Regions from separate parts of the Homo sapiens genome. Here all the other regions are linked to region 1. The links are chromatin contacts, found by Hi-C or POLR2A ChIA-PET in ENCODE. All regions are on one chromosome and are shown on one strand. The core of a region is the stretch at or near the end of the contact, and the rest is flanking DNA. Distances in the headings are between cores, read along the strand shown.

What was found. A loop is a pair of places that touch in the nucleus more often than their neighbours do. ChIA-PET counts read pairs that join two places held with the same protein, here RNA polymerase II (POLR2A). Pooled maps may share reads with other maps.
Region 2: a pooled map shows a loop between it and region 1 (20-fold over the local background). The contact joins the enhancer-like site here to the promoter of RASAL3 in region 1. A Hi-C loop is called at or near these places in 4 of 37 single-sample maps with no recorded cell type and 4 of 50 pooled maps. POLR2A ChIA-PET finds 5 or more read pairs at or near these places in 1 of 52 experiments (Panc1).
Region 3: a map with no recorded cell type shows a loop between it and region 1 (18-fold over the local background). The contact joins the enhancer-like site here to the promoter of RASAL3 in region 1. A Hi-C loop is called at or near these places in 4 of 37 single-sample maps with no recorded cell type and 5 of 50 pooled maps.
Region 4: a pooled map shows a loop between it and region 1 (4-fold over the local background). The contact joins the promoter of KLF2 here to the promoter of RASAL3 in region 1. A Hi-C loop is called at or near these places in 1 of 37 single-sample maps with no recorded cell type and 5 of 50 pooled maps. POLR2A ChIA-PET finds 5 or more read pairs at or near these places in 1 of 52 experiments (GM12878).
Region 5: a map with no recorded cell type shows a loop between it and region 1 (4-fold over the local background). The contact joins the promoter of ADGRE2 here to the promoter of RASAL3 in region 1. A Hi-C loop is called at or near these places in 2 of 37 single-sample maps with no recorded cell type and 1 of 50 pooled maps.
Region 6: a map with no recorded cell type shows a loop between it and region 1 (6-fold over the local background). The contact joins the promoter of HSH2D here to the promoter of RASAL3 in region 1. A Hi-C loop is called at or near these places in 6 of 37 single-sample maps with no recorded cell type and 3 of 50 pooled maps. POLR2A ChIA-PET finds 5 or more read pairs at or near these places in 1 of 52 experiments (naive thymus-derived CD4-positive, alpha-beta T cell).

Annotation. Positions count from the first base shown.
Region 1 is chr19:15,461,930-15,466,391 of GRCh38, reverse strand. It overlaps RASAL3 (RAS protein activator like 3), which reads left to right and starts at 1,848. Exons shown (of 18, transcript NM_022904.3): 1 at 1,848-1,887; 2 at 2,015-2,361. The coding sequence starts at 2,034. RefSeq lists enhancers at 1,505-1,614, 2,255-2,384, 2,485-2,624.
Region 2 is chr19:16,444,755-16,449,216 of GRCh38, reverse strand. The region is part of intron 1 of EPS15L1 (epidermal growth factor receptor pathway substrate 15 like 1); the gene reads left to right. Among named protein-coding and RNA genes, the nearest start is that of EPS15L1, 25 kb to the left of the region's middle. RefSeq lists enhancers at 3,267-3,326, 3,437-3,516, 3,251-4,450. Within about 2 kb of position 2,121, at least 32 of the 41 ENCODE cell types and tissues checked have a DNase peak (open chromatin) inside an H3K27ac peak, as active enhancers do.
Region 3 is chr19:16,364,593-16,369,054 of GRCh38, reverse strand. The region is part of intron 22 of EPS15L1 (epidermal growth factor receptor pathway substrate 15 like 1); the gene reads left to right. Among named protein-coding and RNA genes, the nearest start is that of KLF2, 42 kb to the right of the region's middle. RefSeq lists enhancers at 2,265-2,494, 2,645-2,714. Within about 2 kb of position 2,319, at least 14 of the 41 ENCODE cell types and tissues checked have a DNase peak (open chromatin) inside an H3K27ac peak, as active enhancers do.
Region 4 is chr19:16,322,702-16,327,163 of GRCh38, reverse strand. KLF2 (KLF transcription factor 2) reads right to left here and starts at 2,338. Exons shown (of 3, transcript NM_016270.4): 1 at 2,166-2,338; 2 at 1,132-1,948; 3 at 1-308. The coding sequence starts at 2,240. The coding sequence ends at 133. KLF2-DT (KLF2 divergent transcript) reads left to right here and starts at 2,494. Exons shown (of 2, transcript NR_186323.1): 1 at 2,494-2,857. RefSeq lists silencers at 1,111-1,200, 1,671-1,720, 1,751-2,000, 2,091-2,820, enhancers at 1,000-1,770, 1,771-2,543 and a promoter at 2,193-3,028.
Region 5 is chr19:14,777,151-14,781,612 of GRCh38, reverse strand. ADGRE2 (adhesion G protein-coupled receptor E2) reads left to right here and starts at 3,053. Exons shown (of 21, transcript NM_013447.4): 1 at 3,053-3,356.
Region 6 is chr19:16,140,473-16,144,934 of GRCh38, reverse strand. It overlaps HSH2D (hematopoietic SH2 domain containing), which reads right to left and starts at 1,250. Exons shown (of 6, transcript NM_001382417.1): 1 at 1,161-1,250. RefSeq lists enhancers at 848-897, 908-987, 1,128-1,387, 1,468-1,627, 1,115-1,809 and 2 more.

The sequences.
Region 1 (4,462 bases), core at 599-3,098:
GATTGTGCCACTGCACTCCAGCTTGGCCAACAGAGCAAGACCCTGTCTCAAAAAAAAATCTTATTAAAAAAAAAAGAACATGCTAAATTTGTGTTATATGAATTTTACCTCAATTAAAAAAAAAATAGGCCAGGCATGGTAGCATGTGCCTATTATCCCAGCTACTTAGGGGGCTGAGGTGGGAGGATCACTTGAGGCCAGGAGTTCAAGAACAGCCTGGGCAACAAAGCAAGACCCTCATCTCAACAACAACAAAAAAATTGTTTTTAATAAGCCAGGTGTGGTGGCATGCAGCTGTAGTCCCAGCTACTCAGGAGGCTAAGGCGAGAGGATCTCTTGAGCCCAGGAGTTAGAGGTTACAGAGAGCTATGATGGCACCACTGCACTCCAGCCTGGATGACAGACCTCATCTACAAAAAATAATAATATTCATATTATGTATAATGTAATATTATTTATATTACTATGTAATATAAATATTATATTTTTATTTTATGAGATCTATATTATTTTTATAGACCTCATTTATAAATAATAATAATAATAAGGGCCGGGCACGGTGGCTTACGCCTATAATACCAGCACTTTGGGAGGCCAAGGCGGGCAGATCATTTCAGGTCAGGAGTTCAAGACCAGCCTGACCAACATGGTGAAACCCCGTCTCTACTAAAAATACAAAAAAATTAGGCAGGCATGGTGGTGAATACCTGTAGTCCCAGCTACTCAGGAGGCTGAGTAGGGAGAATCACTTGAATCCGGGAGGCAGAGATTGCAGTGAGCCAAGATCGTGCCACTGCACACCAGCCTGGGAGACAGAGCGAAACTCCTTCTCGATAAATAAATCAATTAATAATAATAAGAGTAATAATAAATCTTGCCATCTTCCAGAAGCCCCCCTTGTACCCTCTTCCCAGCCACCAGTGCCTCCAAAAGAAACTGATACCCTGCTTGTTAGACATGGTTTTGCCTGCTTTAGGACTTTATGTAAATGGAATCACAAAGTGTATACTCTTCATTGTTTTGGGGTTTTTAAATTTATTTATTATTGCTTTTTAGAGATGGGGTCTCCCGAGGGCAGGGAGGGGAAAAAGAAAAAAAAAAGTTAGATATGAGGTCTCCCTATGTCACCCAGACTGGAGTGCACTGCCTATTCACAGGCATGATCACAGCTCACTGCAGCCTCGAACTCCTGGCCTCAAGCGATCCTCCTCCCTCAGCCTCCTGAATAGCTCAGATTACTGGCATTTTATGGCTTTGGTTTTGGTTTTGGCTCAACATTGTTTGTGATTCACCCAAGTTAAATCATTCTTTAGTTTGTTCTCACTGCTGTATGATATTCTGCTGTGCGAAGAGATCACAATTTATTCCTTCTCCCACTAATGGGTACTTAGGCTGCTTCCAATGTGGGGCTATTATGCATTGTGCTGGGGGGGCATATCTATTGGACGTCTACCTAGCAATGGAATTGCTGAGTCAGAGAAGATCCAGCTAGTAGTGTTAGTAGATCCTGCCAAACCGTTTCCCAACATGAGTGAATGGGTCTACACTCCGGCCAACTGTGGATTAGAGTTCTAGGTGCTTTGTATTCTCGCCAGCATTTGTTCAGCCTGTACTCATTTTGCAGAGAAGGCAACGGAGGCTCAGAGAGAGGGGCAAGTGCTGCCTCCCCGTCAGGGAGGCAGTCTGGGTCCTTCTTGCTAGAAGCCTGGTAACCCACCTCCTCTCTTCTCCTCCCTCGAACCTCCAGCAACCTGCCCGCACTGTGCCCTCCCAGCCTGGCTGTGGGGTGGGGTGGGACAGAGAGGGTCACGTGGAGTTGGGTTCCGAGGGAGGAAGCCAGGCGGGGTGCAGACGGCTGCTGATTCTGGGGCTGGTCAGGAAACCAAGGTAAGGGAGGGAGTGGAGGTGGGGGCAGGGGGATTCCTGGAGGCAGAGCTGAGGGTGGGGAGGGGGCCGAGATGAGGGCAGTATGTGGACAGACACTGGGCACTACTGTCACTCTCTCGTCCCCCAGGAGACCCCCCCCCCCAACCATGGACCCACCGTCGCCAAGCCGGACCTCCCAAACCCAGCCCACAGCCACCTCTCCGCTGACTTCCTACCGCTGGCACACAGGGGGCGGTGGGGAGAAGGCGGCTGGAGGGTTCCGCTGGGGCCGCTTTGCTGGCTGGGGCAGGGCCCTGAGCCACCAGGAGCCCATGGTCAGCACCCAGCCAGCCCCTCGCTCGATATTCCGTCGGGTCCTATCTGCGCCTCCCAAGGAGTCACGGACCAGTCGCCTTCGACTCTCCAAGGCCCTCTGGGGGAGGCATAAGAACCCACCGCCGGAGCCAGACCCGGAGCCGGAGCAGGAGGCCCCAGGTACATGGTTCCCCCACCCTGAGCTTGGGCCGGGCTGGGAAGCCGGATGCTTGGGTTTTGTCTGCCTCCGGAGCATCAACCATACAGACACAGGAAGTTGTGGGGAGTGCAAAAGCCCAGCAGGAAGCCGCTGGGGCCCAGCTACCCTGTTCCCTCTTTCCCCCTAAAGAGGGTAGGAGGAGTTGCCGGGGTCCTGTGGGCAGAGGGTCCATCTGAGGAAGGAACAGTGAATGTAAACCCGTGATAGTATTGTCCAGAGGCTAAACGGCTCTTGGCCCCAACGGGTCTCTCCTTCAATGGCTCAGGCCCATCCTTTCCTACCTGGATATCCATCTTCAGCCTGCCTCCTACTCTCCTACCTTCTAGCTTCCGTGTCTTTGTTCTGAGCCCTTAAGCCTCAGCCTCTCCATCAGTTCAGTGAGAATAATGATCTCCATTTTGGAGAGTATATAATTTTATTTGCTCATATTCATTCATTTATTCAAGCAGAGGTTTGTTGAGCTTCTATTGTATGTGCCAGGCCCTGATTTAGGCACTGAGGACACACTAGTGAAAGAGACAGATGACCCTCCCTGCCCCATGGAGCTCACAGTGTAGTGGAATTGACAGGAAATCCATCAACAAGAAAATGACAGATGGGCCAGGCATGATGGCTCACACCTGTAATCCCAGCACTTTGGGAGGCCAAGGTGGGTGGATCACCTGAGCTCAGGAGTTCGAGACCAGCCTGGCCAACATGGCAAAACCCTGTTTCTACTAAAAATACAAAAAAAAAAAAGTATCTAGGCATGGTGGCACATACCTGTACTCCCAGCTACTCAGGAGGCTGAGGCAGGATAATCGCTTGAACCCGGGAGGTGGAGGTTGCAGTGAGCTGAGATTGCACTACTGCACTCCCGCCTGGGCGACAGAGGGAGACTCCATCTCAATGGAAGAAAAAAAAAAAAAAGAAAGAAAAAAAATGACAGATGGTGCTAAGTGTCACACAGGGGGATCTAGAAGAGTAATGGATATCACAAGAATTAGGGCTCAGGAATGTAACACTAGCCTAGGGCCCAGCATTTTTTTTATTTTTTTTTTGAGATGGAGTCTCGCTCTGTTGCCCAGGCTGGAGTGCAGTGGCGCGATCTCGGCTCACCGCAAGCTCCGCCTCCTGGGTTCACGCCATTCTCCTGCCTCAGCCTCCTGAGCAGCTGGGACTACAGGAACCCGCCACCATGCCCAGCTAATTGTTGTATTTCTAGTAGAGACAGGGTTTCACTGTGTTAACCAGAATGGTCTCGATCTCCTGACCTCATGATCCGCCCGCCTCAGCCTCCCAAAGTGCTGGGATTACAGGCGTGAGCCACCGCGCCCGGCCCCAGGCCCAACATATTTTAAGTGATCCGTTAATAAGCGGGAGTTATCATTTATTGCTCCTGGTGGTAAAAACAAGGGAACAGACAGGCAATCTGGGAGGGCTAATTCAGCCCTCCTATTTCCTGGAAGCTCATTTAATTCTCACTGCTTATATTCCCATTTTGTTTTTGTTTTTGTTTTTGTTTTGAGACACAGTCTCACTTCCTTGCCCAGGCTGGAGTGCAGTGGCGGAATCTCAGCTCACTGCAACCTCTGCCTCCCAAGTTCAAGAGATTCTCCTGCCTCAGCCTCCTGAGTAACTGGGATTACAGGCATGTGCCACCACGCCTGGCTAATTTTGTATTTTTAGTAGAGACGGGGTTTCTCCATGTTGGTCAGGCTGGTTTTGAACTCCCAGCCTCAGATGATCCACCCGCCTAGGCCTCCCAAAGTGCTAGGATTACAGGTGTGAGCCACAGAGCCCAGGCACATCAGGCTATTTTTTAAAGACAGGGTCTTGTTATGTTGCCCAGGCTGGTCTCAAACTCCTGGTCTCAAGCAATCTGCCCCACCTCGGCCTCCCAAATGTTGGGATTACAGGCATGAGCCACCTTGCCCAGCCCCTGTCCTGTTTTTTAACCTCTTGGACCCACATAATGTCTTGGTTAAGAGAAGAATGCAAAAAAAACAAAAAAACAAAAAAAGAGAGAGAGAGAAGAATGCTTGTGACTGAAGCCCAGCCCAACCACTCACAAACTGTGTG
Region 2 (4,462 bases), core at 872-3,371, 980 kb before region 1:
GGCTGGTCTTGAACTCCTGGGATCAAGCAATCCTCCTGCTTTGGCTTCCTGAGTAGCTGGGACTACAGGTGTGCACCACGACGCCTGGCTAGTTTTTTAATTTCATGTAGAGATGGGGTCTCACTATGTTGCCCAGGCTGGTCTGGAACTCCTGGGCTCAAGCAGTCCTCCTGCTTTGGCCTCCCAAAGTGCTGGGACTACAGGTACGCACCACCATGCCTGGCTTGCCCATGTTCTAATTTGATTGTTTTCTTTTTTATGCTGTTGAATTTGAGAGCTCTCTAGTATATATTTTAGATAGTAGTCATTTGTTGGATATGTGCTTTGCAAACCTTTCTTTCTAGTCTGTAGCTTGCCTTTTCACCTTTTTATCTGGCTTTTTTTTTTGAGACGGAGTCTTGCTCTGTCACCCAGGCTAGAGTGCAGTGGCACAATCTCGGCTCACTGCAGCCTCTGCCCGCTGGGTTCAAGCAGTTCTCCTGGCTTAGCCTCCTGGGTAGCTGGGATTACAGGTGCACACCACTACACCCAGCTAATTTTTTTGTATTTTTAGCCATGTTAGCCAGGCTGGTCTTGAACTCCTGACCCCAGGTGATCCGCCTACCTTGGCCTCCCAATGTGCTGGGATTACAGGTGTGAGCCACCGCGCCCGGCCTTTCTCCCCCCCCCTTTTTTTTTAATACGGAATTTTGCTCTTATTGCCCAGGCTGGAGTGCAATGGTGCAATGGTGTGATCTCGGCTCACCTCAACCTCCATCTCCCGGGTTCAAGCGATTCTCCTGCCTCAGCCTCCCGAGTAGCTGGGATTACAGGCATGCGCCACCATGCCTGGCTAATTTTACATTTTTAGTAGAGATGGGGTTTCTCCATGTAGGTCAGACTGGTCTTGAACTCCCAAACTCTGGTGATCCTCCTGCCTCGGCCTCCCAAAGTGCTGGGATTACAGGCATGAACCACCACGCCAGGCCTTACATGGCTCTTTCACAGTGCAAACATAAAGTTTGTCTGCCAATCTTTCCTTTTGTGAATCGGGCTTTTGGTGTCAAGTCTAAGAACTCTTTGCTTTGCCCTAGATCCTGAGGATTATGTTTTACATTTGAATTCATGATCCACTTTGAGTTACATTTTGTACGAGGCATAAGACTTTTAGTTCGAGGCCCATGTTTTTCCTATGGATGCCGATTGCTCCAGTGCCCTTTGTGGAAAGGCTTTCCTTCCTCCTGAAATACTTTTGCACCTTTGTCAAGAAATCCACTGGGCAGATCTGTGTGTGTCTGTTTCTCAGATTCTACATTCTGTTCTGTGCATTACTGTCTGTGCCCGCCCCCTGCCAATACTCCACTGTCTTAACTACTCTAGCTATAGAGTCAGTCTTGAAATCAGGTAGACTGACTCTTTCCACTTTATTATTCTTTTTCAGAATTGTTTTAGCTTCTCTGCCTTTTTTTTTTTTTCCGAAGATGAAGTCTTGCTCTGTCGCTCAGGCTGGAGTGCAGTGGTATGATCTCGGCTCACTGCAGCCTCCGCCTCCCAGGTTCAAGTGATTCTCCTGCCTCAGCCTCCTGAGTAACTGGGATTACAGGCACCTGCCACCATGCCTGGCTAATTTTTGTATTTTTAGTAGTGATGGGGTTTCATCATGTTGGCCAGGCTGGTCTTGAACTCCTGACCTCAGGTGATTCACCCACCTTGGCCTCCCTAAGTGCTGGGATTACAGGTGTGAGCCAGAGTGCCTGGCCCTGTAATACTTAAATTACTAGTGAGATGGAACATTTTCTTTCTAACTTTGCTGCATCTCTTCTTTCTGAATTGCCTCTCTCTTTGCTCATTTTTAATTGAGATGTCTTTTTCCTTGTGATTTGGAAAAGCTCTCTTTTCACTTGCCAAGTCTTCTCCTTCTCTTGGTAACATTTACCTTAGCTCTGCTGTAGAAACCTCTGATGGAGCAGTTGGAGAGAGCTGCCCATCCAGTCCAGGAAGGTTAGACATACCCCAGCGTTTCCCTGATGCCTTTTGAATGTTTTGAGTCAAGTCCCAGTTCTGCCCCGTGCTTGCCACATGACTGAGCCAGGTTATCTCACCCGCAGAATGTGGGCCGGCCTGCTGGGAGGGCTGGGCTCACATTGGGTGATGGTTGTGCAAGGCCTGTGGGGGCCTCTAAGGGGAAGGCAGAAATGGAAGGATTATCAAGCAAGCTCTACTCCGGGCTATGTTTTTGCATCCATATGTTTTTCTAAGTAGGAACTCAGACTGAGATGTGTTTCAGTGTTATATGCCTAACTTCCTGCAAAACTTGGCAGTGGCATTGAAAAACATAGCCATTATGGGGTCTCAGCTTTCCTGGGGAAATGGCAGGTCATCGAAAACACTGGCTTTCAAGTCCATTTATATGCTCAAATTGAGTGTTGCCTTTTGACCTCTTCTGTTTAATAAAATGCTCCAGCACGTCATCACGGACGTGCATTTTCCCAGGCCAGCATATGCATGAGGCTGTCCTGTGGTCCGGTGCACAGCCCTGTGACACCTGGGCTGTCATTACAGGGTGCACAGTAGGTGAGGGTCTGACTCCAGGACCACCTATCCTGGGTGCTTCACTGACTGTTGCTCATTGGCTGTTGTGGTCCTGAGTAGGGCAAACTCAGTTTCCCCACCTGTCAACTGGACTAGTAATATTACCTGCCCTTTAGCGTTGTCGGGAGGATGAGAGGTACTGGATAGGAAACAAGGGATTATAGGTACTTCTCTGAACATTTTACAGTGAAAATGGATTGCTTTCCAAAAGTCATTTTGAACCAAGGCTGATGATCATTGGTTTGTTTTGCACAAGAGCGCGTACTTTGCTAGCAGAGTGAGAGTGAGAGTTTGGGCAGGAGGCAGCCAGGCATGAAGATGTAGGAGGCGTCCTGCCCTCGGCCACGTGCGGGGATCAGAGTTGGGTGAACCCTGCTTAGGAGTCGTTAGAACACAATCCTGAGACAGTTTCTCCTCCGAGGTGGTTCTGCTGGGTTTCTCCATCTCAACTGCTGTTGTCCTGGGTTACAGTTACAGGCGCTTGTGTGAATTGCGGTGTTTTAAAGCCTTCAGAGCAGAAGGATGTGAACTTGTCCTTCTCCTTGTGCCCCTCTCTCTGTCATCCCACTTGTAAATTGTTTCTGGGCTGGAGGATAAGTGAGGAGGCCACAGGAACTTTGCATGTTGTCTCTTAGCATTTTGAGTTAGGAAGAGCAACTGAAAGACCGAGCTGAAAGCTACACTGAACCTCATCAACAATTCACACACTGCAGAGGCGAAGATGGCGTCTTCTCAGCACAGTGGGCTGGGTCAGGAGAACACATCGGGTCAGCTCTGCTGCACTTCCTTCCATTCCTACGGCCATCCTGGTGCCACCTGCAGCCTCTTACGGTGCAGGCCTCATCCCCTGGTGCGTCCCCTCTCTGCTGTTGCCTCGGGCTTGGCCCCAGGCTCACTTTGGGGTCAGACATGGGTGGGCAGCTCCAGAGGCTGCTCTCAGCATACAGAGGGCTCTTTCCCAGTAGCTGTGAATCTTCCTTTTGGGGGCCAAGAGGTCTCTGCACAGGGGCCAGTGACAGACTGCCTGGGGCTGGGGATTTATGTCATTAGCAACATGTGTCTTCAGTTCTGTCGCAATGACATATCAGGGCAGCGTGCAGGTGTGAGTCCATTGTTCCTGGGAAGAAGCCTGGCATAAGAGGAAGTGGCAGTTGGGGCCTGGTGCTGTACCTTCTTTCTTCCCCCTTCTGCTTTTGCATATGCAAAACCTGACATATGTGTAATTAGATCAAAACCTCTGACCACTGTCATTGTTCCAGGTTACCCAGATGGACTCCCGTGGTGATGAGCAATGGTTGAGCCATACTCCCTGGGCTTTCCCTCAGCTGTAGGTCTTTTGAGAGTGACATCCGGTGGTCATCAAGTGTTCGAGCCGGATGAGCCTTTAGCATGGATGGGCAGAGGTTGGAGCTCTGGGCTGTGTCCTTCAGCGACTCTTCTGGATTAGTCCAGGCCTTGTTTCTCTTGGTTGCGGATCTTGTTGCTCATTAGCGCCTGGGAAGTAGAGCAGATATTTAATAACCCTGCATGCCTCAAAGACTGAAACTCTTTTTTTTCCACTGGAATCACAGTAGCTTGGAAACCTCTTTCCCTTGCTTCCCATGAGATTGTTAAAAAACTCGCCTGGGGCTGGGCGTGGTGGCTCATGCCTGTAATCCCAGCACTTTGGGAGGCCAAAGCAGGCGGATCACCTGAGGTCAGGACCAGCCTGGCCAATATGGTGAAACCTCGCTTCTACTGAAAATACAGAAATTAAGTGGGCATGGTGGCACGCACCTGTAGTCCCAGCTACTCGGGAGGCTGAGGTAGGAGAATGGCTTGAATCCAGGAGTCAGAGATTGCAATGAGCTGAGATTGCGCCACTGCTCTCCAGCTTGGGTGACAGAACAAG
Region 3 (4,462 bases), core at 1,070-3,569, 900 kb before region 1:
CAGTGATGAATTTTAGAACCTATACTGTTTTCTTTCTCCCCTCTCCCCGCAGCTAAGCTTTTTTTCTGGCAGGATGGGGAGGGTGGAATAAGACATGTCAGTGGCCTTGGATGAGCTCTGCTGGAGTGGTGCCCCGCCCGGGCCACTGCTCTCCTAGGCAGCGTGACTCTCAGAAACCTGGCAGTTGTATGGGCATCTGTGTTGTGTAGGATGAATGACAGTTGTGGTTGTGTGGGATCACCTGTTGTGTAGGGTGAATGACAGTTGCATAGGTGTCTGTGTTGTGTAGGGTGAATGATGGTTTTGTGGGATCACCTGTTGTGTAGGGTGAATGACAGTTAGGTGGGTGTCTGTGTTATGTAGGGTGAATGATGGTTTTGTGAGATCGCCTGTTGTGTAGGGTGAATGACAGGTGGGTGCCTGTGTTGTGTAGGGTGAATGATGGTTGTGTGGGCACCACCTGTTGTGTGGAATGAATAACAGTTGTGTGGGTGTGCATGTTGTGCAGGATGAACGAGAGATGTGTGGGATCACCTGTTGTGTAGGGTGAATGACAGTTGTGTGGGTGTCTGTGTTCTGCAGGATGAATGACAATTGTGTGGGCATCCTCTGTTGTGTAGGATGAATGGGAGTTGTGTGAGTGTCCATATTGTGCAGGATGAATGACAGTTGTGTAGCCATCTCCTGTTGTGTAGGATCAATGATGCTTGTGCATGTGTGTCCCCTGTTGTGTAGGATCAATGATGGTTGTATGTGTGCGTCCACTGTTGTGTAGGATCAGTGATGCTTGTGTGTGTGTGTCCCATTGTGTAGGATCAATGATGGTTGTGTATGTGTGTCCACAGTTGTGTAGGATGAGTGAGAGTTGTGTGATCGTTCTGTGTTGTATAGGATAATAGCGAAGGTGGGCAGCTTCCCTGACCACAAACCCTTGTTTTGTATTTTTTTGTTTTCTTTTTGTTTTTGTATGTATCTCTCATCTGCAGAACTGCATTTTCCAAGTACAGCACTGAACTGAACTGTATAAACAGAACCTAGCCAGGATCAAACACACACACACACACACACACTCTCTCTCTCTCTCACTCTCATGTTTATTACTAATATTTTTATTAATCGGATTGATTGAGACCATACCTCACCTGAACCTTTTATGCTCCTCCTAAGCAAAAAATTTAAACCAAGAGAGTTTCCTTTCCAAGGTTTTTATAGCATTCACCGTTTTTATGGTTTGCAATTGTATATTTCTATTCAATTTTTTGTTTGTTTGTTGTTTTTTGGGTTTTTTTTTTTTTTTTTTTGCTTTGCACCCAGCTCTTGAGGATGCTTTTAAGCGGAGGGCTTCCTGCAAAGCAAGATAGAAAAGTCAGAACCTTGAAAAACTTTGCTGACCAAGAACGCTAGTGCAGCAGAGCCAGCCCCATCACAGCCCCGATCCCGGGTGCTAGGGGCGTGCGCAGCCTCGAGAAGAAGCTTGAGAAATAGGAGAATTAAAGAAATTTCTATCAGGGTGGAGCCGGCCACCAAGTTTTTTTTTTTTTTTTTTTTTTTTTTTTTAACAGCACATACTGTGGTAAACCATTTGGTTCATATTGTTTTTGCTAAAGTCAGTCCTGTGTGTGGTTTCGGTACACCGCTTGGGTAACTGTTGAAACTGCTGTGGTTTGAAAATAAGTTCTATTTTGTGTTTTCTTCAGTCTTGTATCCCTTGCCCCCTGTTAATGAAGTCTCCCTGCGGTAGGCAGTCAGCACACCCAAGAGGGTCTTTAATTTCATTTGTCTTTATTCACTGCCGTCTGCTGTGGTCCCCGGTAGTTCCCGCTGCAAATATCTAGGATTGATGGCATCGAACCAGGTGCCAGGATGATGCCTGGCACCTGGTTTGATGCCATCATTCCCAGATGTTTCTATACCCACTTTTTTGGGTTTTGTTTTCATGATTTCCATCCCCTTTTCTGAAATGCGCGTCAGTAAAGCTCTCTCCTTACTCATGTTTTCTGGAGCCATAAAAAAGTATAAAACCCTGGCGTGGGTGCGCGTGGCAGCTTTTGCTTCAGGGCCTGGAGGCAGATTAAAGTTACTTTGTCACGTTTGAGATAAGCTATACCTCACAAAATCGGAAAAAACGATTAAGGAGTTAGCAGAAGTGGTTACATAAAAGCAGGAACTAGACCTAGAAGGTTTGAAAAATACAGCCGCTAAAAATAAATCGCTGAGCAAAAGTGGGAAGTTTGGGCTGAGGGCCGTGGCCCTACAGTGATGCCGGGGGCTTTCTTTGCTCAAAGCGTCTGGTCATTAGCAAGGTCGAGAGCTGGACCGGGCACTCGGCTGACCTCACACGTGTCAGGTCCAAAATCTCCTCTCTTACCAAAGCACAAACACTAACAACTGAGAAAAAAACCGTTGTTGTTGTTGATGTTCCTTCTGAAAACAAGAGGCCAGCAGTTGATGTGCCCTGGTTTCATATTACCATAGTCATGATTTCTAAATAACAACGGTTTCGGCAACAGAGCAAAACCAGGCACAGGCAGTTCTTGGTGTGAACGAAGCTTTTCATCTCTCTGAACATCTCTTTGCGCATCAGAAACCTCAGCTTGAAATGGTAGCAGGCAGAATTCTTAACCGCTCCTCCCAAAAACCAATTTCTTTTTTTTAAACCCCCCAAACCAAGGGAGGAAGATCTTCATTGAAAAGAAGAAGAAAAGCAGCTCAAAAATGACTGATTTATTTGAACCTTCTGTACCGTGGCAGTCGCTCTTGGGGGCCTGGCTGGGGCGTCCTCCCTTTACACCTCCCTCCACATTCTTGCAAATCTGCCTCAGGTGATCACTCCCTGCAGGAACGGCTTCGAGAAATCAAGCAGTGTCCACCCTGGACTTGCTGCCCGTCCCAGGGGGCTACACCGTGTCCTGGGACTTTGAGCTTCTCCCCTGGAAACACTTAACTGTTTCCTCTGCTAGAATCTTGCTATTTGATCCATATCACATAGGTATTCGAGGAAAAATCAAATACCCAAGCATGCACAGTAACATTGCTGTTTCCTGCAAACCAGGAAGGGCAGATGCCTTTATTCCCTTCTCGCTCCCCAGGGTGTTGCTCCAAAGGGCCCCAGGTCCCTGGAGACCCGTGGAATCTGTAACAGGTGGCACCTGGTTCACCAGGACCTCCTGAAGCCCACTGTGTGCCGAGCCCTGGGCTGGAGGGCACCAGGGACATGGGGCAGTATTGGCTGGCATTTGTGGTATGCTGGGCCCGCTTTTCACAGAGCTGACCCTCAGCCGTGCCAGAGGCCAGTGCCACGGGAAGCAGAGTGGTGAGGGACCCTGGGGGAGGGGGGGCTTTCCCGTGGAGGGAGAAGCTGGGCAGAAGCAGGCAGGGGCTCGAGGGACTGGCTGAGGTCACTGTCCCTATCCCCTGCAAACCCACAGGCTGGGGTGCAGGACACTGTCACACTGTCCCCCAGGGTGCCCCTGCCGGTGGCTTTGGTGGCTCCCTGCTCACACTTGCTCTATCTCAGCCTAAACAGCAGACATGGATTGTCCCGCAGTTCTAGAGGCTCAAAGTCCAAGATCAAGGCGCCAGTGGGGTTGGTTTCTTCTGAGACCTCTCCTTGGCCTGGTGCATCTTCACATTGCTGTTCTGTGTGTAGATCTGTGTCCTAAGTTCTTTCAGTGAAGACAGTCATTGATCCTTTGACTTCGTTTTAACTCAGTTACCCCTTTAAATATGCTATCTTCAAGTATGGTTATATTCTAAGGCACAGGGGTTAGGACTTGAACGTATGAACAATTGTTGGGGGGACACAGCCCTTTGTTTGGATTAAGAAACAGGCTGAGGGGGGTGGCCGCCATGCCCCACACCGTCTTCCAGGGCCACTCCCAGCCCCAGGGCTTGGCTGCAGAGCTGAACACAGGCATGATGGGGAAGGGGCTGCCATTTCTTCCCTGAGAAGGCCACTGCCTGTGATGGCATTCCAGTTGGGAGTGCCTTCCAGGCAGAGGGACAAGGCATAGCCAGGAAAGAAGCCCTGGGTTTGGGGGTTCCTGGGGAAGGAGGTGCCACCTGGACAAGACTGGGGTGTCATCCCCAAGCGGGAGAAGCCCTCAAGCAGTCTGGGCAGGGTGCTGGGGCCCACCTGTGTTGAGGCCACTTTGCTGGGTGGGTTTGGCTCACAGGGAAGGGAGCCGAGCTGGTGGGCGGCCGATAGGGAGATGAGGCTTCTAGGGACGGGAGGGTGGAGGTGAGGGGCCCTCGCCCACCCTCCATCCTGCTCAGGAGCCCTAGGGAGCCCCTTCTGCTCCAGTGGACAGCCTGGGGCTCACAGGAGGCTGGGCAGGCCTCACTTGACCCCCGCCCGCCAGAGCTGCCTGCCCGTCCCTTAGGAGAGGGAACGGGGCAACTCCGGGAGACCTGGCAGCGAGGCCTTGGCTTACCATTGGCTCATGCCTGGGACCAGGAGTGG
Region 4 (4,462 bases), core at 1,089-3,588, 860 kb before region 1:
GACCCTCTGTAGCCACGCTGTGCCCGGCCCGGTTCTCTGGGTCCAATAAATACCAGTCACAGTTTGGGAGGGGGCCGCGCCCGGCGCGTGGGACCCGCCACGGCCGCGCGCAGGTGGGCGGGGGCGTCCCGGCTACATGTGCCGTTTCATGTGCAGCGCCAGGTGATCGGAGCGCGAGAAGGCACGATCGCACAGATGGCACTGGAATGGCCGGTGGCCCGTGTGCTTTCGGTAGTGGCGCGTGAGCTCGTCTGAGCGCGCAAACTTCCAGCCGCAGCCGTCCCAGTTGCAGTGGTAGGGCTTCTCACCTGCAGGGAGGGGGCGAGAGTAAGCGTCAGTTCCCCTCCCAGGACAGGGCACGTATGGCTACCCCGGCGAGCGCAACCTATCCCTAACCAGGGCCTTGACGCGCTCCCCGCGGTAGTGTTGCGCCCCTGAGGGATCCTTGCCCTACATCCCCAACTCCCCCCACAATCCGGATCCTCACCCCCAGGGGGTCGGAGGAGCGCAAGGTCCACTCCCCACTGTTGTCAGCCACGCTCCCCGACGGGTCCTAAGCATGCACCCTCTCTCCAGCATTCTAAGACACGGAATCTCTCAAGGTTTCCCAGCGAACACTCCCTCCCCAAGGTCCTGAGCCTTGTCCCCAGAGGAGTCCCAAGCCTGAGCGCCCTCCCCAACTTCCTGAGACGCAGCATCTCCCCGGGGTTCCTAAACGCGCACCTACTCCCCAACTACCTGAGCCTCAGCCCCGGGGATTCTGAGCCAAGTGCCCAGCGGCTCCTAAACCTGCTCCCCCTCCCCAACTTTCTGAGACTGTCTCCCTAGCCACGCCTCCAGGAGGTTTTCTAAGTGCTCTTCCCAACCTCCGGAGGCCCCCCTCGTCCTAAGCGTGCAAGCCCCCACCCCAACCTCTCGGATCACACTTCCTTAGGGAGTGTTCCTGTGTGCCCCCCCAACCAACCTCCCGAGCCACGCCTCCTGGGGAGTCCTAAGCGTGCACCACCTGCCAGATCCCCCTGAGCCACGCCCCAAGGGAGGTCCTAAATTCATTTTCTGGCGCGCGCTGGGAATCCGACCTCTCCTCCCGCGTCCCCCCGCCTGCGCTCCTGGCTCGTGCGTGCCGCCCACCTGTGTGCGTGCGCAGATGCGCCTTCAGATGCGAACTCTTGGTGTAGGTCTTGCCGCAGCCCGCGTAGCTGCAGGTGTGAGTGGCGGTGCGTTTGCGGGGCCAAGAGCGGCGGCCGCGCTTTGGCTTGGCCTCCAGCAGCTCCAGCGGGGACGCAGGCGGCGTGAGGAGACCGCGGGCGGCGGGGGGCGCCAGGCCCAGGGCTGCCGCGGCGGCGGCCGCGTCGTCGAAGAGACCGAAGGCTGGGGGCGCAGGCGGCGCGTAATGCAGGCCGGGCCCGGGCGCGCCGAAACCAGGGCCACCGAAAGGCGGCGGGAAGGAGGCGCGCGGACCGGGCGCGGGCAGGCGCGCGGGGCCGTCGGGGCTGAGCGGCGGTGTGTCGGGCGGCGGCGGGGGGCGGCCCCCGGGACCTCGCATGCACGAAGCCGCCGGGCCCGGGGCGCCCTCGCGCTTGAGGCCGCGCGGTCCACGGGTCAGCCCGGGGGCGCAGCCGTAGCCGCCGCCGCCGTCCGCTTCAGGGGGCTCGGCCTTGACCAGGCGGCCGGGCGGCGCCAGCAGAAAGCGGCCGTGCAGTGCGGGCCCCAGCGGCGCATCCAGCTCGGGTCGCAGCAGCTCAGACACCAGGCCACCCGCGGGGGCGCTGTAGGGCGGGGGCGCGCCGGGTTCGGGGTAATAGAACGCAGGCGGCGGGGGCGGCGGCGGCGGCTCCGGGGCGGCCTCGGCGCCCAGGCCATCCAGCCCCATGGACAGGATGAAGTCCAGCACGCTGTTGAGGTCGTCGTCGGTGCCGCCGGACTCGGGTTCGGCGCGCGGCCAGCGCTGCGGGCGACAGGGCAATGGGCGTGAGCGGGCGGCGGGGCTCGGGGGGCGCTGCTTGCCTTTTACCACCCTAAGTCCGCGATCCCCGTGGCCCGCATCCTCCTCTCCTGAGTCTGCAGTCCCCGCCTTCGCGTCCTGTCACCCCGCAGCCCACGTTCTACTACCCCGAGCCCGCCGCCCACGGTCCCGGCCGCCCCGCCGTCCCCGCCGCCCTCACCTCCTGCAGGCCGCGCTCGCGGCACGGGCTGGCGAAAGTGGAGAAGGACGGCAGGATGGGTTCACTCAGCGCCATGGCCGGGACCCGGGGAGAAAGGACGCGGACGGGGACACCGGTGAGTGGCTGCCCGAGGCCGGGCTGGTCGGGGCGCGGGCGGGCGGGGACGGCTCTGTGGGCCGCGGCCGGGCCCGCCCAAGCCTTATAGGCGCGGCGCGCGCGGGGGCCGGGCCAAAGCGGCGGCGGCGGAAACGCGTCCCGGATGGGGACGAGCTCCGGGCGCAGCCTAAATTTAGCCGCGGTATATAAGCCGGCGGGCGGCAGCGGCCGTGGCCACTGCGGCGGCCTGGGCCTTGCGCTGACAGCCCGGCCCCTCGCGCGCCGCCAGGGCCGCGCCTCCCCCTCTCCCGGGCCCCGCCCCCGCCCGTCTCCCCGGCGACGTTGTCAACACGCGCTCCACAACAGCGGCGTGACGCTCAGGGATCCCCCGGGCGCCCCGGGCTCCCGCCTGCGCGAGCATCCCGGGGACCTGGAGCGGGGGCGGTGTCGGGGCCTCTCAGAGACTCTCAGGGGAGCACCGGGCTTGGCGGTCTCCCCGGATCCCTTGACGGAAGGGGAGATTGGCTCCAGCCTCAGAGAGGGCTGCAGAACCCTGGATGGATGGGAAGTCTGGAGTCTCCAGGATTCATGGATGGGTGAGGCTGGGCCCCTCATCTGTTGTGGGACCACCCAGAGGGACCCACCGTGTGCACATCACCCTGTAAAAAAAAACACCTTGTGTAGACCTGGTGCAGTGGGTCACATCTGTAATCCCACCGCTTTGGGAGGCTGAGACAGGAGGATCACTCGAGGCCAGGAGTTCAAGACCAGCCTGGGCAACACAGTGGCCCCCATCTCTTAAAAAATAAAAAAAATTAGCTGGGTGTAGTGGGAGGCTGAGGTGGGAGGATCGCTTGAGCCCAGGAGGTCGAGGCTGCAGTGAGATACAATCACACCACTACACTCCAGCCTGGGTGACAGAGGAGACTGTCTCAAAAAAACAAACAAAACAAAACTTTTGTGTGGTAACATCAAGACACATTAAATCTTTGACATTTGAGACACCCACCCCCTCCTCCCCAACCTCAATAAGCCCGTCAAGTGCAGGGAAACTGAGGCAGAGGTGGCTGGGAGAAGTTGGAGTTGCGGCAGGCACAGGCAGGCTGGGTTCCTTTACTGACTTCCATAAATGAATTAAGTAACTCAGAGGACGGTGATGACAGTCATTCCCCCAATACAGCTCCAGCATCGGGGGCATCAGAGGACAATGCTGCCCAATGGGTCCCTTCAATGCTCCACCTCTGTCCCCCACACCATATCCCTGCTGGCCAGGGACTGTCACTCCTGTTACAACTGTCTGCCAGCCCTGGGTAGGCACTGGGGACACAGTAACCAAGAGATAGACAAGATCCCTGCCCTAGGGGACCTCCACTTTAGTGAAGGAGGGAAGGATAGAGGTTTATTCATTTGAGTTTTTTTGAGACAGGGTCTCCCTCTGTTGCCCAGTCTGGAGTGTAGTAGTGCAATCACAGCTCACTGCAGCCTCGAACTCCTGCGCTCAAGAGATCCTCCTGCCTTAGCCTCCCAAGTAGCTGGGATTACAAGGTGCACACCACCATGCCTGGCTAAATTTTTTTTTTTGTATTTTTTTGTAGAGACGGGGTCTCACTATGTTGCCCAGGCTGGTCTTGAAGTCCTGGGCTCAGGCGATCCACCCGCCTCGGCCTCCCAAAGTGCTGGGATTACAGGTGTGAGCCATTGCGCCTGGCCTTACTGATAGGGGTTTAAAAAGAAAAATGGAGCAGTAGAAGGGACTAGAAAGTGAGTGTGAGATGAGGGAGTGGGAAGGAGAAAATGGGGAAATTCTGAATCTCACCCAGGGGGTGAAATGTGAGCTAATGTGAAAAAGTCATTGGGGACCATGTGGGTATGGGAGGAAGAGCATCCCAAGGAGGAACTTGGAGCCAGGTGGTGAGGGATGCAGGCAGCTCCTGCCCTGGAAGCTTGGACTCTCAGCCTCTGCAGAAATGCACTCTGCAGGGTCCCCTCTGCAGCCCCCACCAAACCCAGTCACCGGAGACTTCAAGTTGAATACAAACTTGCTTTCTGCAGTTGCCACTGAAATGGCTGCGAGTCAGCCTCAGCCACTGAGCACGCGCTGTGTGACCTTGAACCAGTGGCTTTGGCTGTTTGGGCTTGCCTCCTCAATCTTCGAAATGCAGATAAGAATAGTACCTTACCCCAAATGGCTATTGTGAGTT
Region 5 (4,462 bases), core at 1,804-4,303, 690 kb after region 1:
GAGGCTGAGGCAGGAGAATTGCTTGAAGCTGGGAGGCGGAGGTTGCAGTGAGCCGAGATCTCGCCACTGCACTCTAGCCTGGGTAACAGGGCAAGATTCCGTCCCCCTCACACACACACAAAAAAAGTGAAAAGTTAGCCAGGCATGGCAACATATGCCTGTAGTCCCAGCTACTTGGTAGGCTGAGGCAGGAGGATCACATAAGCCCAGGACGTGCAGGTTGCCTGAAGCCATAATTGTGCCACCGCCACTGTGCTCCAGCGTGGGCAACAGAGACCCTGTCTCTAAAATAATAACAATAAATTATACTAATATAATTAATAATACCATTATTATTGTTGGTTGGATAATCTTGGGTTGCTTCTTTTTTTTTTTTTTTTTTTTTTGAAACGGAGTCTGGCTCTATCGCCCAGGCTGGAGTGCAATAACGCGATCTCAGCTCACTGCAACCTACATCTCCTGGGCTCAAGCAATTCTCCTGCTTCAGCCTCCCAAGCAGCTGGGATTACAGGTAATCTTGGGTTACTTCTTAGCTGAGCAACCTGGGGCCAGGGGCCCCAAACCCCCAGGTTCCAGTTCCCCTTTTGACAAATGAGGACCATGTTCGCACCCCCCATCATTGCAGAGGTTGTCCAGAAGCTGCAAAATAGGTCAGCAGGACTGAGACTTCTGGACAAAGAGAAGGCGGAGAAACATAGGCAGACACCCCGGCAGGGACCAGATCAGCGAGGCTGAAGGAGGCTTCCTTTAGCTGGGCGGCAGCGGAGTGGAGTGGCAGGAGTACTACTAATTTGCATGGTTTACCATATAGGGCCCCACTCAGCACAGGCTCTGTGCTGGTGCTCTGCAGAGAAAAAGACAAAAGTCACTCAGGGGGCTGACAGCCTAATGCGGCTCGAGGGCAGATGGTTGCTAGGGAAGAAGGGAGATGGTGAGAAGTATTGGAGAGACTCAAGAAAGCCGCCAGGAATGGTGACTCACGCCTGTAATCCCAACGCTTTGGGAGGCTGAGGCGCGTGGATCATTTGAGGACAGGAGTTCGAGACCAGCCTGGCCAACATGGTGAAACCCTGTCTCCACTAAAAATACAAAAATTATCTAGATGCGATGGCAGGTGCCTATAATCCCAGCTACTCGGGAGGCTGAGGCAGGAGAATTGCTTGAACCCGGGAGGCAGAGATTGCAGTGAGACGAGATAGCACCACTGCACTCCGGCTTGGGTGACAGAGCAAGACTTCGTCTCAGAAAAAAGTAATAATAAATAATAATAATAATAATAAAATAAAAATTTAAAAAGAATGTTTCAGGCCGGGCATTGTGGTTCACGCCTGTAATCCCAGCACTTTTGGGATGCCAAGGCAGGCAGATCACTTGAGGCCAGAAGTTCGAGACCAGCCTGACCAACATAGCGAAACTCCATCTCTGCTAGAAATACAAAAATTAGCCAGGCGTGGTGGCTTGCACCTGTAATTCCAGATACTTGGGAGGCTGAGGCAGGAGAATCTCTTGAACCCAGGAGGCAGAGGTTGCTGTGAGCTGAGATCACATCACCACACTCCAGCCTGGGTGACAGAGCGAGACTCTGTCTCAAAATAAATAAATGAATGAACAAATAAATAAAATAAAATAAAAATACAAAAATTAGCCAGGTGTGGTGGTGGGCACCTGTAGTCCGAGCTACTCTGGAGGCTGAGGCAGGAGAATCGCTTGAACCCGGGAGGCGGAGGTTGCAGTGAGTCGAGATGGCGCCACTGTACTCCAACCTGGGCAACACCAGAGTCTGTCTCTAAAATACAGTAAAATAAAATTAAATTAAGAAGAGTCGATGATCACCATGAAGGGGTGTAGGGACAATCCCTGGCATCAGGAAGTGCCACTACCTCCCTGAGATTCTGCAGACGCCAGCTGTCTGACCTGCCCGTCTGATCTGCAGAGAAGGGACGTTGAGCCCTGGGGTTCTAGCTGGAGTTTCTGGCTTTCTGAGAAAAAAAAGGCAAAATCCCTCCAGACCTGGTCTGGCCCTCTCTCCTTCCAGCTTCTGCTGGTGTTCACTCCCCTCCCCCACAGCCCAGGCCACCCCCACAGGAGCCCGGGACAGGAAGGGGTAAATTCTAGGACTGTGGATGTTTGATTATTCCCAGGACAATAGTTCTCTGACTTCAGTCATTAGTGACTTTTTTCTCCATCGCTGCAATCTCCCCCTTTGAACAACTGAACTATATTTTCCTTAGCATTCATCACTTCTGCATCTTGAATTTACTCATGTAACAAGGAGACTTGATTTCGGCATCCTCACTGAAAAACCCTCCTCATTGCCCCAGATAGTAGGGAAACCTAAAAATAAATATAAATATGAGGAACACAAAACCAAGTCCTTGAATTCTGGCTGGATACAGACACCTGCTAAGCCTCAGGGTCACGGAGGCGCTAAAGACATGTTAGTGCCCAGTGGAGACTTTCCCCTGGGCTCATCGCAGGGACTCCAGGGCTGGGCTGCCGGCCTGTGGATCTGAGTCTCAGCTGGGTGAGTCACTTGTGCCTCAGTTTCCTCCTCTGTCAAATGGGAATGACAACATCATTGCAGATGTTTTAAGGAGTAAATGAGTTAATATAGATTAAAAAAAAAAAGCACTTAGGACCAGACCTGGTACAAATTAAGTGCTCCATAAATAATAGCATTTTCTTGGCAGGATAGCGAGATCTCGTCTCTACAAAAAAAAAAAACACTTAAGGAGAAAACTAGCCAGACGTGATGGTGCACAGCTGTAGTCCCAGCTCCTCAGGAGGCTGAGGCAGGAGGATCCCTTGAGCCCTGAAGTTTGAGGCTGCAGTGAGCTGTGATGGTGACCCTGCACTCCAGCCTGGGTGACAGAGTAAGATCTCTTAAAAATATATATAGCGTTTTAAAAAATGATTACGTACCTCAAGAGACAAGCTAATCATATGATTTATCCAGAAAGGAAAGAACCCTCCTATCACATGATTCTCTGTTGATTAACGAAGTGCCCAGGGGCCTCTGAAATATAAGTTTCCCACAGGAGGAAACTGGCTTAGAAAGACCAGAAAGATCCGGGGGGTCTGCTCTGTGCGGTGAAGCTTCTCTTCTTGGCACCTGCCTGGCATCGGAAGAGGGCCCCTTCTCCCTCCCTGGGCTTTTATGTGGACACTGTAATGCCTCAGTTTTCTTTCTTTCTTTTTGTTTTTGACACAGGGTCTCACTCTATCACCCAAGCTGGAGTGCAGTGGCACCATCTTAGCTCACCGCAGCCTCAAACTCCCCAGCTCGGGTGATTCTTCCTGCCTCAGCCTCCTGAGTAGTAGCAGCTGGGACCACAGACGTCTGCCACCAAGCCCAGGTAATTTTTTTTCTTTTTGAAGAAACAGAGCTTTGCCATGTTGCCCAGGCTGGTCTCAAACTCCTGAGCTCAAGCGATCCTCCTGCCTCGGCCTCCCAGAGTGCTGGGATCACAGGTGTGGAGAAATAGGAACGCTTTTACACTGTTGGTGGGAATGTAAATTAGTTCAACCATTGTGGAAGATAGTGTGGTGATTTCTCAAGGATCCAGAACTAGAAATACCATTTGACTCAGCGATCCCATTGCTGGGTATATACCCAAAGGATTATAAATCATGCTACTATAAAGACATATGCACATGTATGTTTATTGCGGTACTATTCACAATAGCAAAGACCTGGAATCAACCCAAATGTCCATCAATGATAGACTGGATTAAGAAAGTGTGGCACATATACACCAGGGAATACTATGCAGCTATAAAAAAGGATGAGTTCATGTCCTTTGCAGGGACACAGATGAAGCTGAAAACCATCATTCTCAGCAAACTAACACAGAAACAGAAAACCAAACACCACATGTTCTCACTCATAGGTGGGAACTGAGCAATGAGAACACCTGGACACAGGGCGGGAAACATCACACACTGGGGCCTGTCGGGGGGTGGGGGCCTGGGGGAGGGATTGCATTAGGAGAAATACCTAATGTAAATGACGAGTTGATAGGTGCAGCAAGCCAACATGGCACATGTATGCCTATGTATCAAACCTGCTCGTTGTGCACATGTACCCTAGAACTTAAAGTCTAAAAAATTTAATTAATTAATTAATTAATTAATTTAAAAAGAAAGAAAGAAACCGAGCTTCGCCATGTTGCCCAGGCTGGTCTCAAACTCCTGAGCTCAAGCGATCCTCCTGCCTCGCCCTCCCAGAGTGCTGGGATCACAGGCGTGAGCCTCTGTACCTGGCCTCAGTTTCCTCATCTGGAAAACAGCAGGGGAAGATACTGCCAGCTGGGACGCAGGCTCTGCCAACTCTGGCATGCCAAAGCTCTGGGCACAGGGTGAGCCCTACCAAAGTGGGAGCCCAGAGCTATTTCTGACAAGGCCCCTGCGTGCCTGCCCAGGGAAGAGCCAAGTGGCCCCAGGCGAGACCGCCCCGCCCGGC
Region 6 (4,462 bases), core at 1-2,500, 680 kb before region 1:
AGATCACGAGGTCAGGAGATTGAGACCATCCTGGCTAACATGGTGAAACCCCGTCTCTACTAAAAATACGAAAAATTAGCTGGGTGTGGTGGCGGGCGCCTGTAGTCTCAGCTACTTGGGAGGCTGAGGCAGGAGAATGGCGTGAACTCGGGAGGCAGAGCTTGCAGTGAGCTGAGATCGAGCCACTGCACTCCAGCCTGGGCGACAGAGCAAGACTCCGTCTCAAAAAAAAAAAAAAAAAAAAAAAAGAGCCTAGAATTCGACCCAGATGGCCTGGGTTCAAACCCTAGCTCGCCCACTTAGCCGCTGTGTGACCTCAGATAAGTCACTTAATGGCTCTCTGTCCCTGTATTTCTGTCTTTAATTTGGGAATAATGATATTTACCTAGGAAAGTTTAGCTAGCACTGTGTATATATAGAGATATATATACAATATTCATGAATCCAGTTGTGACCTATCATGGGGTAATGTTTACAGGCTTATTCTTTTTTTTTACTTGGAAGAGCTCCTATTTATCCTTCAAAACCCAGTAAAAATGTCCCCTCCTCCAGGCAGCTTTCCTGCATCTCCCCCCAGACAACACCCTGGCACCCCTCTCTGTCCCCAACGTTCCCCCCTGTTCCTCTCTCTGGTCCAGCCATGACTCCATGGAGCTAGAGTGTCTTTATCTTGCTCTGTCTCCACCAGCCTGAGGGCCTCCTAGGGATCAGGGCTTAGGGCTAGGTTCCTGTGTTGTTGTTTTTTTCTGTGTCCTGGTGCTGGCCTGGCACAGAGGAGGGTGCAAGGGTCTTTGCTGGTGAACAGCTATCTAGTGATGAAAGACCGCATGCTCAAATTCAAGCTCCTGACCCTGGCCTGGGAGCCTCCTCTACTTCCCCGCTACCCACATTCTAGACCTAAAGACATCCTTGCTCTCTCTCTCTTGCCTCTCCATACCTTTGCTCATGCTGTTGTCTTGCCAAGACCCCCTTTTCCCTAACTCCAGCTCCATTTTCCATTTGTGGTCACCACAAATACCCCCTCCTCCACGAAGCTCTCCCCCATGCCCCTAGAAAATCCCTCCTGCCACCCCAGGCCCCACTAGCCCTGTCCCTCCTTCTGGCCTAGCCCAGCCCCCACGTTCTGTCTCCTCGAGGGCTGAGGCTCTTGGGTCACATACCTGGGAGACCCTTGGATGGCCGAGGCCCTCGCTGTAGCTGTGCCAGTGCCTGCAGGAGCCTGGGTTTCGATTCAAGGTCTGCACGTCAATGGGGCGGGGCTGGCTGCCCCGAGGCAGTTCCTGTTTCCTCAAGCAGGTGAGCCCTGGGGGCGGAACAAGGACAGCTCAAGTCACCCTGTCTGCAGTCCAACAAAGCATCTGGTGCCACAGGTGCAGAGACAGCTTGCTCCTGTCTTGCCCCCAGCAAGTTGTTATTGAGCACCTACTGTGTGCCTGCTGTTTGGAGGACACAGGGGTGACACGGAGACAGGTGCAGGCCCCCTGACTCCTGGCATCTATAATCTATCAAGCAGTGAAGAGGAGTGAGACATCATTACAAAGGGAGAACGGGGAACGGGTGCGGTGGCTCACACCTGCAATCCCAGCACTTTGACAGGCTGAGGCAGGCGGATCACTTGAGGTCAGGAGTTTGAGACCAGCCTGGCAAACATGGCAAAACCCCGTCTCTATTAAAATACGAAAATCAGCCGGGTGTGGCGGCGCACGCCTGTAATCCCAGCTACTCAGGAGGCTGAGGCACAAGAATTGCTTGAACCCGGGAGGCGGAGGTTGCAGTGAGCAGAGATCGCACCATTGCACTCCAGCCTGGGCAACGGAGTGAGACTCCTTCTCAAAACAAAAACAAAAGCAACAAAGGGGGAACAGAAACTGGGCGCGGTGGCTCACGCCTGTAATCCCAGCACTTTGGGAGGCCGAGGCGGGTGGATCATTTGAGGCCAGGAGTTTGAGACCAGGCTGGCCAACATGGTAAAACCCTGTCTCTACTAAAAATACAAAAATTAGGCGTGGTGGCGGGTGCCTGTAATCCCAGCTACTCAGGAGGCTGATGCAAGAGAATCGCTTGGACCAGGGACGCAGAGGCTGCAGTGAGCCGAGATCACGCCACTGCACTTTAGCCTGGATGACAGAGGGAAATTCTGTCCCCCGCAAAACAAACAAACAAAAAAACACCAGCTGGGTGCGGTGGCTCATGCCTGTAATCCCAGCACTTTGGGAGGCCAAGGTGGGCAGATCATTTGAGGTCAGGAGTTCGCGACCAGCCTGACCAACATGGAGAAATCCCGTCTCTACTAAAACTGCAAAATTAGCCCGGCGTGGTGACACATGCCTGTAATCCCAGCTATTTGGGAGGCTGAGGCAGGAGAATCGCTTGAACCCGGGAGGTGGAGGTTGCGGTTTGCTGAGATCTCACCACTGCACTCCAGCCTGGGCAGCGAGAGTGTAACTCCGTCTCAAACAAAACAAAACCAACGAAAACCAAACAAAACAAAACAAAAAAACAAAAAACCCCAAACAAACAAAAAAATCCAAAGGGGAAACAGGAAGTGGGAACAGCAGTTGCACAAACCCACAGAGGTGACCTAACTGACGTGAAGGAAGGGGCATTTGAGGGTGAGAAGGAATCATCTTGATTTGGGGAGTGCGTAGTGCAGAAAGAGTATATTTTTTTGTAGAGATGGGGTCTTGCTATATTGCCCAGGCTGGGGGAGGGAAGAGCAGGCACAAAGGCCTTGAAACTGAATTGAGCCTGGACAGGCTGGGGTCTCATGGCACGCATAGGTCCACACCAGGACTTCCTCCATTATAAAATATTTTAAAATATTTTTATTAATTGACTAACCTATTTTAGAGACAGAGTTTCACTCTGTCACTCAGGCTGGAGTGCAGTGGTATGATCATAGCTCACTGCAGTCTTGAACTGCTGGACTCAAGTGATCCTCCTGCCTCAGGCTCCCAAGTAGCTGGGACTACAGGCACACACCACCACACCTGACTAATTAAAAAAATATTTTTTTTGGAGATGGGATCTTGCTGTGTTGCCCAGGCTGGTCTCAAACTCCTGGGGCTCAAGCGATCCGCCCACCTTGGTTCAAGTGACTCTCCTGCCTCAGCCTCCTGAGTAGCTGGGATTAGAGGTGCCCACCAACACGCCTGGCTAATGTTTGTATTTTTAGTAGAGACAAGGTTTCACTATGTTGGCCAGGCTGGTCTCAAACTCCTGACCTCAGGTGATCCACCCGCCTCAGCCTCCCAAAGTGCTGGGATTACAGGTGTGGGCCGCCGTGCCAGCTTAAAATTCTATTTTACAACTGTGTTGGCATTAAGACCGATGTGGTCCAGGCTGGATTCCTTATTGTATATTTATTATTAGGATGTTCAGTTTTTTTTCTTCTGATTTTAAATAAGCTGAAGCCCTTTGGGAAGTCCCACACAGCACTTGGGTCCTGGGTGCAGGCCCTGTGTGCCTAACAGATTGGCCAGCTCTGGCCGTGTGCTCGTACCCCAGGCAGACAAACAAAACTACTTCCTCCTCTCCTTTCAGGCAGAAAGGGCCCAGATCCTACTGGGGGCCTCCCCAAGGGCCTATTGCCCTGGCCCAGCTGGGCTAGATAACCCCAGGCTCACCCTGGGTGCCTCTCTCACCCCCCTGCTCCTCCTCGGCAACAGCAGCACCTCGTCTGCCCTCTGTGGTCAACAAGGTCTAAGCAGGAGACACGTGGAGCCCTGCTTCTCACTCACCTGCTGTGTGTCCTAAGGTGAGTTGCTCAGCCTCTCTGAGCCTCAGTTCTGCATCTGTGCAATGGGCATAATAGCCCTCCTTAATCATGTGAAGATGCTAGGAGAGGCAACTCTCCAGCACAGCACATGGAGATGAGTTGGGAGTGAGAGAATCAGGACTCTTTGTTGTGACTTAATTCAAGCAAGGCCTTTGTGTTTGCCTGGGGGAGACTCTGGCTTGGGCCTCAGACCTCATGGGCTGAGCTGCCTTGGGCAACTCACTTCACCTCTCTGTGGCTAATCTCTTTTTCTTCTTCTTTTTTTTTTGAGTAGGGTCCCCTCACTCTGTTGCCCAGGCTGGAGTGCAGTGGTGCAGTCTCAGCTCACCACAGCCTCTACTTCCTGGGCTCAAGTGATCCTCCCATCTCAGCCTCCTGAGTAGCTGGGACTACAGGAGCACCACCACCACGCCTGGCTAATTTTTGGATTTTTGAAGAGATGGGGTTTTGTCATGTTGCCAGGTTGGTCTCGTTCAAGTGATCCTCCCGCCTCAGCCTCCCAAAGTGTTAGGATTACAGGTGTCAGCTGCTGCATCTGGCCTTTTTATTTTTGAGATGATGTCTTGTTCTATCGCCCCGGCTGGAGTACAGTGGTGCGATCTTGGCTCACTGCAACCTCCACCTCCCGGGTTCAAGCGATTCTCCTGCCTCAGTCTCCCCAGTAGCTGAGATTATAAGTGTGCA